Linked DNA regions of Homo sapiens: all the other regions are linked to region 2. A link is a contact called in ENCODE Hi-C or POLR2A ChIA-PET data. All regions are on one chromosome and are shown on one strand. Each heading gives the region's core, a stretch centred on a gene start or an enhancer-like site at or near the end of the contact. The rest is flanking DNA. Distances are from core to core; before and after follow the strand shown.

Region 1 (2,700 bases), core at 15-2,514, 200 kb after region 2:
AACTGCCCTGTGTCCTTCTGTATGGCTGCCAAGTACCTGCTCTGTGATTGACAGCTCAAGTTCCTAGGCATGAAAAAAGACTGGTCTTCAATAATAATAATTTTTAAATAATCATTATGATACTAATGGGAGCAGCTATCCTCTACTGGTGGCTACTCTATCTAGACTTTGTGCCACATTTGTGTGATTTTCTATAGCAATCTTGTAAGTTGAGTCCTTGTACTGCCTCATAGTTGAGGAAACTGAGGTAAGAAAAGATGAAGTAAACTACCCATGAAAATACAAATAGGATATAGCAAATCTAATATTTGAACCCAAGTAGTCTAACTTTAGAGTCTGTGCTCAGCCAATAGTCTATGTTTGCTTTGCCATTTCCCTACCCACCTCCATATTCTTTTTCCTACATGTTAAAGAATGATAAGGGATGCTGTAATGATAGGAACTCACATTCCTTGGGCACATAGTATGTGCTGGGAACTCCCCCCCACCTTTCTCCTTTTACACTTCTTCTTTTTTTTTTTTAATGTTCCCACAAAACTTTATTTACTGACACAAAAATTCCTCTTTTATATTAAAAGAGCCCTAGGAGGGGAGGAAAGGCGTTCACAGTGTCAACAGATGAGGGAATGGAGGCTCTGAGAGGCTGGATTACCTAAAGTTTTCAAGGAGCTCTCTGGCTGCATAACCCAAACACATTCTATTTTCCACCACAGATATTCCCCAACTAACTTACAGTTATAAGGCTGTAAAATAGATGTGTGGCTAAACCAAGATACATGGTAAAGACTTTATGTTCTGTGATCGGAGAGCCCATGGCCACAAACTGTCCAAATTGTGTTGACTCAATGAACAACAGAATGAAAATATTTTCTCCTGAAAGGGAGAAATAATAACATTTTTAGCCAGAGCCAAGGCTTATACACCATGGCACTCTTTTAAGCTTCTCCAAGCTCTATACAGAGCCCTTGATGGTTTTCTGATAGGAAATGTCCCCGACACTGACATCCTATTGCATGACAAGAAGACAACAGTGGCAAGAAGGGGCTTTCCCGAATGTGACTCCAAGATGTCATTGAGATGTTGTCAGGTTCTAAAATAGTCACTTCCATCCGAAGTCTTACAGGGTAATTATAGCTTTGCCATTATTCCTGGCCTGGCTGTGATCCACGACTCTGCTCTCATTACCTCCTGCTTCTTCATCTTGGGTCTGATAGAGCCCTTTCATCCAGATGTGGGGACCAGCTGAACATTCTGAGCAAGTTCTGCAGACCAGCTCTCCCCTAGACACCTCTGAATGTCTTGGGGCAAGTCATGAGCAAAGAGAGTTAAGGAGCCAACCTTTAAACAAGAACAGAAGGAACCAGAGCAAATGGAACATGCCGGGTGGGGCAGAAGTGTGTTGTTAATTTTTTCTCCAGGTTTGGGTGTGTATTTATAGGCTGTTAGAAGGAGTACAGGGTTTTAGGTAGATAAACTTCTCTATTGAAAGGGAGAGGAAAAACATTTTCCCTGCCTTCCCCCCATTTCTTTTTAAGGCCACAGTTGAAGTCATACTCACCTTCCACTGTGAGGCACGGTGATGTTTTTCCAATTGTCTGGAGTCAGGTCTGCCACACTTCCTTGACTGTATTCCTTCTTCCTGTCAGAGACAGGTTCCTGTGGTCAGGCACGCAGCAGGCTCCAGCCCAGCGTGCCAACTCAGAAGTCAGGAGCCACGATGTCCCTCAGACACTGATCTGTCGCACGGGGCTCAGACTTCTGAACTGGGACGTGACTGGGGAGACAGAATAAGCCCACACACACCGTGACTGAATTCATGGAGTCCTTTGCCTCTCTGCCACCCTACAATGGTACAGTCACATGGCTCTTAATGACAGGGATATGTTTTGAGAAATGTGTCATTAGGTGATTTTGAGGTTCAGCCAACATCAAAGAGTGTACTTAACAAACCTAGATGGGATAGCCTACTATCCTAATAGTATAGCCTAATGTTCCTAGGCTACAAACCTGTACAACATGGTACTCTCCTGGATACAGTAGGCAATTGTAACACAAGGATAATTATCTGTGTATCTAATCATAGAAAAGATACAGTAAAAATTTGGTATTATAATCTTATGAGACCAACATCATATATGTAGTCCGTCGTGGCTGAAACATCATTATGTGATGCATGACTGTATTTGATTTTCTTTAAATAGTATTCTGGATCTTTAGAGGGGTCTTGACCATGAGTCCATGCAGAGAGAGGAGCCTGAGCTTTATCTCCCAGAACCTTAGTTTCCTTATCTGCAAAATGGGAATAATGGGAATAATTATATCATGGGAAATGGTTGTGAGTAATTGTTTGAGATAATGATAGTAAAGCAGCCAGCACTGCTCATGGTAGCAATGATGTACAGGTTGAGTGTTCCTTATTCAAAATACTTGGGACCAGAACTGTTGCTAATTTCAGATTTTTTCAGATTTTGGAATATTTGTGTATACATAATGAGATCTCTTGGGGATGGTAGCCAAGTCTAAACATGATTTTTTTATGTTTTACATGCACCTTATACTCATTGCCTGAAGGTAATTTTATACAATATTTTTCATTGTTTTGTGCATAAAATAAAGTTTTGACTATATTTTGACTGAGGTCTGTCACATGAGGTCAGGTGTGGAATTTTCCACTTGTGGCATCATATTGGTGCTCAAAAA
Region 2 (2,700 bases), core at 125-2,624:
CGGCTGTATCGGTACCTGAAGTAGGGTTTCTACCGAGCGTGTTCTGCTTTTGAACCATGGTGAAGTTGAAAAATCAAGTGGAACCGTCGTAAGTCAGGGACCATCTGCACAGCACAGTGTTTCTCAAGCTGTACTGTGCCCATCACCACCTGAGACACTGTTCAGCTGTAGACTCTGACTCACTAGGGTCTGGGACCCAGAACCTGCATTTCCAACGGGCCCCCAGGTGACACTGATGCACTGCGTAGACCACACCTTAACCACCCAGATTTTAGAGGGTGAAAAACTTATTATTGTAGACCCTGTGTATCTCTAATTCTCCAGATATATCGCTTAATAAGTTATCTGTCTTCTAGCTCCATCTGTATTTCAATTTTTCTAAATAAAAAGAAGAGGTCATTTCCCCTCGGTTCATAGAACGAACCGCAAGCTGGCTAACTGAAAGATATCTGAGCCACACTCTCGACAGAGGCTTCTTCCTGCTTTTACCTCCCTGGTTAGGTGGTTTTTCTAATTACTTGGATGGTTCATATGTTCACCTCTCGAGGAAGAATTCACCAGAAGTGAACAAGGCTCTCACACTTTAATCACGTGTAAACACTGCACCCTAGGTTTATTTCCTAAATGGTCTTCCTGACACTACAAAATGGCTTAAGTGGGAAAGCACATTCGTTTGCTCCTTCAGCACCACTACCACAGTAATAAAGACAAGAACGAAAGAAAGAAATAAAAATTCATCTCCCAACCCATCTGTAGAACCTTACCGGCGACTTCTTGATGTCAGAGACAGCATAATTCCCTTGTGATATCCATCTGGCAGATTCAGTTAAAGACAAGCCGGTTCCATAAAGGTTGATGCTAAAACGACCCTGGAAAACACGACCAACAAAAGAGATTTTCAGTCCATGTGATGTCCTCAAAAAAGCAAAGGCAAAGGTGATACAATAAAAGGTACTTTGGAAAAGAGAAGGATGTTGATTAATTGTGATAGCTACTAATTATTGATAGTATTTAGTTTTGTTTGTTCAGGGCCAGCCATTCTTCATGCATCATGTTAGTCATCCTCGAAAGAGCTCTACGAAGGAGGTTTTCTTTACAGATAGGGAAACTGAGGCTTAGCGGAAGTGATTAACTTCTCCAGGATACGGTAGGAGTCCAACTCACATCCTCCTGACTTCAAAGTCCTTGCTCCATTCGGCCTCCCTAACACAGCAGTCCTGATGTTGCTCACAATTATCAGATTCCTTCAGGAACAAAATGTCACAGTGTAATTTTTCTAACAAGATCTTGGTGCCAAGCTTCCTGGGCTTCCAGCTCCCTGGGGCGATTAGCACACCGCGTACTAAGCACAGCAGGGCGGGACTTCAAAGAAGAGGCGCTTTCCCCAGGACGGTCAGCAGAGGGCAGGGTTGGCCTGCTCAAGACCACCTGGGCCTGGAGGATGCGGCTTTCAGGCTCCGGTAAGGGAGATCTCCCAAACCCCTCCCCTCCGAGGGTGCCTTTCAGAACATGGCCTCTGGTGCCTCAATATTGATTTCTAAAGAGACGGTGCAGCAGAAAGACCCTCTCGCTGCTTTCTCCAATTGTCTCTCTCACTCTCTCTTTCAAAAATGACTCGCAAAGGCATCTGAAATACTTTCTTCTTGAGGCTTCCTACTCCACAATGAGCAGTTTCAGAGCTAAAAATATTCCACATGAACACTCCTGATTGCTTTCTCTCTGAAACTGACAAACCAGCACTTTGTCAAAACAGTCTTTTATAAACAAGAAGAGAGGCAAGGAGGAGCTCACAGCTGATCAGACCCGCGTGTAAGAAAAATTCTTTCACCTGTGATTGGATCCTGGCCAGATCTTTTCTCACCTCTTGGAACCTCAGTTTATTCATCTGTAAAATGGAAAGCACTAAAACTCTCTTCCCTCTGAGCACCGTACAGAGGACTAAAAGAAATCAGCTATGGCTGGCGCTTAGTAGATATGCAAAAAGATGGTATCTGTCTTACATTTTCTAATTGTTTTGTAAGTGTTCGTGTGATCTCTTCAATGTAACAGTAAGCTTATTGAGAGCAGGGCCTTACTATTGCTTTGTTTATTGAATCAGCTATGGTTTGTAACATACGACTAGCCACTTAAATATTATATCCCAGCTCCTCAATTAAGATTTCCAGGACTAAGTGTAGCTTAGAGGTCTCTCAATGCCAGTTCCATAAATATTGACTAACAAAAGTTTATAAACACTTCTGGAGTGCTAGATTCCACAAGATAGAGGTGACCAGAGGACTTAGTTTGGACTAAATCAGTGGTTCTCAACAGGGCACGATTTTGACCCCAGGGGAAATCTGGCAATGTCTGGAAACATTTTTGTTTGTCACAACTGTGGGGGGGCAGGGAATGGTGCTGCTGTTGGCATCTGGCGGGTAGAGACCAAGGATGCTGCTGCGATGCACAGGACAGCCCACAATAGAGAATTCTCCAGCCCGAAAAGTGCTGAGGCTGATTGAAAACCTGGTACAAAGGGTAGATTTACCCTAGAATCTTGCTCCCTTCTTTACTTTCAGCATGACCTCAGGCAAGGAGATCATCTGTAAAATGGATTAGTAAGACTTAACCTGTGAATAGGAGGTGATTAGACAGAAGGCACAATGCACGTCACGCATTACCTGGCAGACAGTAGGTAATATTTAAAAAATATTTTTGGGCTGA
Region 3 (2,700 bases), core at 192-2,691, 230 kb after region 2:
CTCTCTCCCTCCTTAGGTAGGTGATGCTCCACTGTCATCTTCCCAGTGAGGCTTCCCTGCCCAGCCTAGTTACATCTGTATCCCTTGTACCTCTTTCTTTGCTTTATTTTTCTTCGTAACACATCCTGACTTAACGTTTTTCTGTTTTGTCTATTCTGTCTCCTTGTGCTAAAATATAAGCTTCATATGAGCATGACTTCATGCATTGTTTGACCCTTATATGTGTATCAAGCACAGAGTAGACCTCCAATCATTTGTTGGCTGAATGCAAAAATCATACTTTCGAGTTTATAGAGCACTTTTATCCATAACTTACCACTTGTTCATCACAACAACCCTGTGAGATGCAAAGAGCTAATTCCATCCCTAATCTCCCAATAAGGAGCTGGGTCTTCAAAGGATCAGGTGACTTGTCCAAGGTCATGCATACCTTTTCTGACTCCAAATGCAGCTTCCTTTTCATCTCCCATGGCACCTCTCTAAGCCTGCACACAGTTGCAGGCTTTTTATCAAGGGATGAGTCTGGATACCTAAATTCTAATGCTGGCTTGGCCACTAAAGTATATACGCAGCTTCAGTAAACATTCTCTCCAGGGGTATAAGTTTCCTCCTCTGTCAAATGAGGAGGCCAGACCAGATAGTCTAAGGTCTCTTCCAGCTTTACTACCCAATGACTCTAAAGGGAAATATCCATGACTGATCAGTGGAGGCCATTTCTGCCACATTTATTTTTTATTTTTCATTTTGAGATGTGGTCTTACTATGTTGCCCAGGCTGGTCTCAAACTCCTGGGCTCAAGTGATCCTCCTACCTCATCCTCCTAAGTAGCTAGGATCACAGGTGCACATCACTGCATCTGGCTCCTAATGCATTTAACTTCATGGACCCAAATTATCTCCAGTCTATCTTTGGCTCTAACAAAGGTCCCATGCAAGAAAGTGGGTCACCACTTACATGTTTGCTTATCACAGGAGGAGGCGTCAAAATGAAATACTAGCCAACCTGATGGCAGAATATTCTATTCTTAGAATGGGGAATCCCAAGCTTTTGTAAGTTAGAACATTCTGTCTTAAGTACTTTGAGTATATAAACACTCCTTCTAGTAGTGAAGATTCTTTTAGTCACAAGTGCCGGAAACCTGACTCTAACTAACTGAAGCAAAGATGGTAGTTTATTGGCTCACAATCCTGAAAAGTTCAGGGGGGATGTCAAGGTTCAGGTAAGGCTGGATCAGGGGCTCAGATTCCATTAGAACTCTGACTTTCTTTATCTCTCAACCCTGCATCCACCTATTTTGACTAAGTGGCTGCTGGTTACTCTTAACTTATATAGTATCCCCTTAGTTCACCTAATTTTTCCCAGTAGTTCCACCAAAAGTACCAAAAATTGTTCTGATGAGCCTGACGTGGGCCACAGGCCAATCCCTCTGAAATAGCCTCTCTAGCCAGGGAGATAGAACACACAGACTGGCGAGGCCTGAATCATGCACACACCTCTCGATCATAGTGCTAGGTCTTATCTTCTACAGACCATATGAACTGAGAGAGAGAAAGGAGTAAAGGAGTGATTTCCCATATGAAAACAAAGGTACTTACACCAGAAAAAAGGGGACGTGAACTGGGCAGGGAAAAAGAGCAAAAATTCACCGTGCTTTTGCCATTCTTTCTTCTCTTTCCTTCTACCCCTCCAAAGAGCTTTAGGAGGTGGTTTCTGTTATGACAGTGGTAGTGGTGGTTGCTATAGAATGAGAGCATTTTAAAATTCATTTGGTTGTGAGCTACTGGGGGACAGATGGGAATCCTTTACTCCCCATAAGGTCCCTGGAGATACCCAGGCCTGTTCAAATACCATAGCTAGTTATCACAGCATAAAGAAACAGCCAGAAATGCTTGCCCAGGAGCTACCCAGGTTTGCTGGAAATTCAACAGGATCAATGGACAAAAATGTGCCTCAACAAGATATTGGAGGGGTCAGATCGTTCGTTGACAGCCCTGATGTGTAGGCCCAAGGAATGATGCTGACCAGATCCTGCCAGCAATCTGGGAGCTGGAAGGCCTACCAAGTATAATCTGGAATCTTTTGAAGAGCCAATTATTCAGGGCCTGGAGATTTGACAGGAAGAAATTTCCTGTGTCCTTGTTTCCCCTTCAGAGAACAGAAAAGGACAAGCTTCTTGCTAACTACTCCATTTCCCTCCTCTCTACCCCAAATCCAAAGACAATTTTAATATTTTAGAAAATACTAAGAGAGAGGACTGCTTGTGAAAGAGGGAAGTAGTCATAGAAGATCGATTGACTGATTGACTAAACCTTCCCAGTTTCTTCATCCACACACGTGTGCACTCAACTGCCATAGGACATCATGCGTGCCTTGGGTCATCTGGGAGTGAAGAGATGACTTACTTAGTCCTTGTCCCCAAGATGCTCATGCTCTCTGGTTAAGGTCTTAATACATTAAATCTTAAGAAACTACAAAAATATAAAGTAGGGATTGACGCACTACAGCCCATGGACCAAATTCAGCTTACCATCTGTTTTTGTCGATAAAGTTCTAATAAAACACGAATATACTCATTCGCATAGGCTCTTGTACATTAATGGCAGAACTGAGTAGTTGCAAGGCAAAACCTAAAATATTTACTATCTGGATCTTTAGAGAAAGTTTTCCAATTCATGATACAGACCATAGTGCATATCCCAG

The links. Hi-C counts contacts between places; a loop is a spot of excess contacts on that map. ChIA-PET counts read pairs that join two places held with the same protein, here RNA polymerase II (POLR2A). Pooled maps may share reads with other maps.
Region 1: a map of MCF 10A shows a loop between it and region 2 (3-fold over the local background). The contact joins two enhancer-like sites. A Hi-C loop is called at or near these places in 3 of 168 maps with a recorded cell type or tissue (MCF 10A, endothelial cell of umbilical vein and mammary epithelial cell) and 4 of 50 pooled maps. POLR2A ChIA-PET finds 5 or more read pairs at or near these places in 2 of 52 experiments (BJ and HEK293T).
Region 3: a map of mammary epithelial cell shows a loop between it and region 2 (7-fold over the local background). The contact joins two enhancer-like sites. A Hi-C loop is called at or near these places in 3 of 168 maps with a recorded cell type or tissue (Caco-2, Right ventricle myocardium superior and mammary epithelial cell) and 5 of 50 pooled maps.

What each region holds. Positions count from the first base shown.
Region 1 is chr3:64,727,512-64,730,211 of GRCh38, forward strand. All of the region lies in intron 1 of ADAMTS9-AS2 (ADAMTS9 antisense RNA 2), which reads left to right. Among named protein-coding and RNA genes, the nearest start is that of ADAMTS9, 41 kb to the left of the region's middle. Within about 2 kb of position 1,265, at least 4 of the 41 ENCODE cell types and tissues checked have a DNase peak (open chromatin) inside an H3K27ac peak, as active enhancers do.
Region 2 is chr3:64,532,402-64,535,101 of GRCh38, forward strand. It overlaps ADAMTS9 (ADAM metallopeptidase with thrombospondin type 1 motif 9), which reads right to left. Exons shown (of 40, transcript NM_182920.2): 38 at 765-869. Among named protein-coding and RNA genes, the nearest start is that of ADAMTS9-AS1, 28 kb to the right of the region's middle. Within about 2 kb of position 1,375, at least 6 of the 41 ENCODE cell types and tissues checked have a DNase peak (open chromatin) inside an H3K27ac peak, as active enhancers do.
Region 3 is chr3:64,758,995-64,761,694 of GRCh38, forward strand. All of the region lies in intron 1 of ADAMTS9-AS2 (ADAMTS9 antisense RNA 2), which reads left to right. Among named protein-coding and RNA genes, the nearest start is that of ADAMTS9, 72 kb to the left of the region's middle. Within about 2 kb of position 1,442, at least 2 of the 41 ENCODE cell types and tissues checked have a DNase peak (open chromatin) inside an H3K27ac peak, as active enhancers do.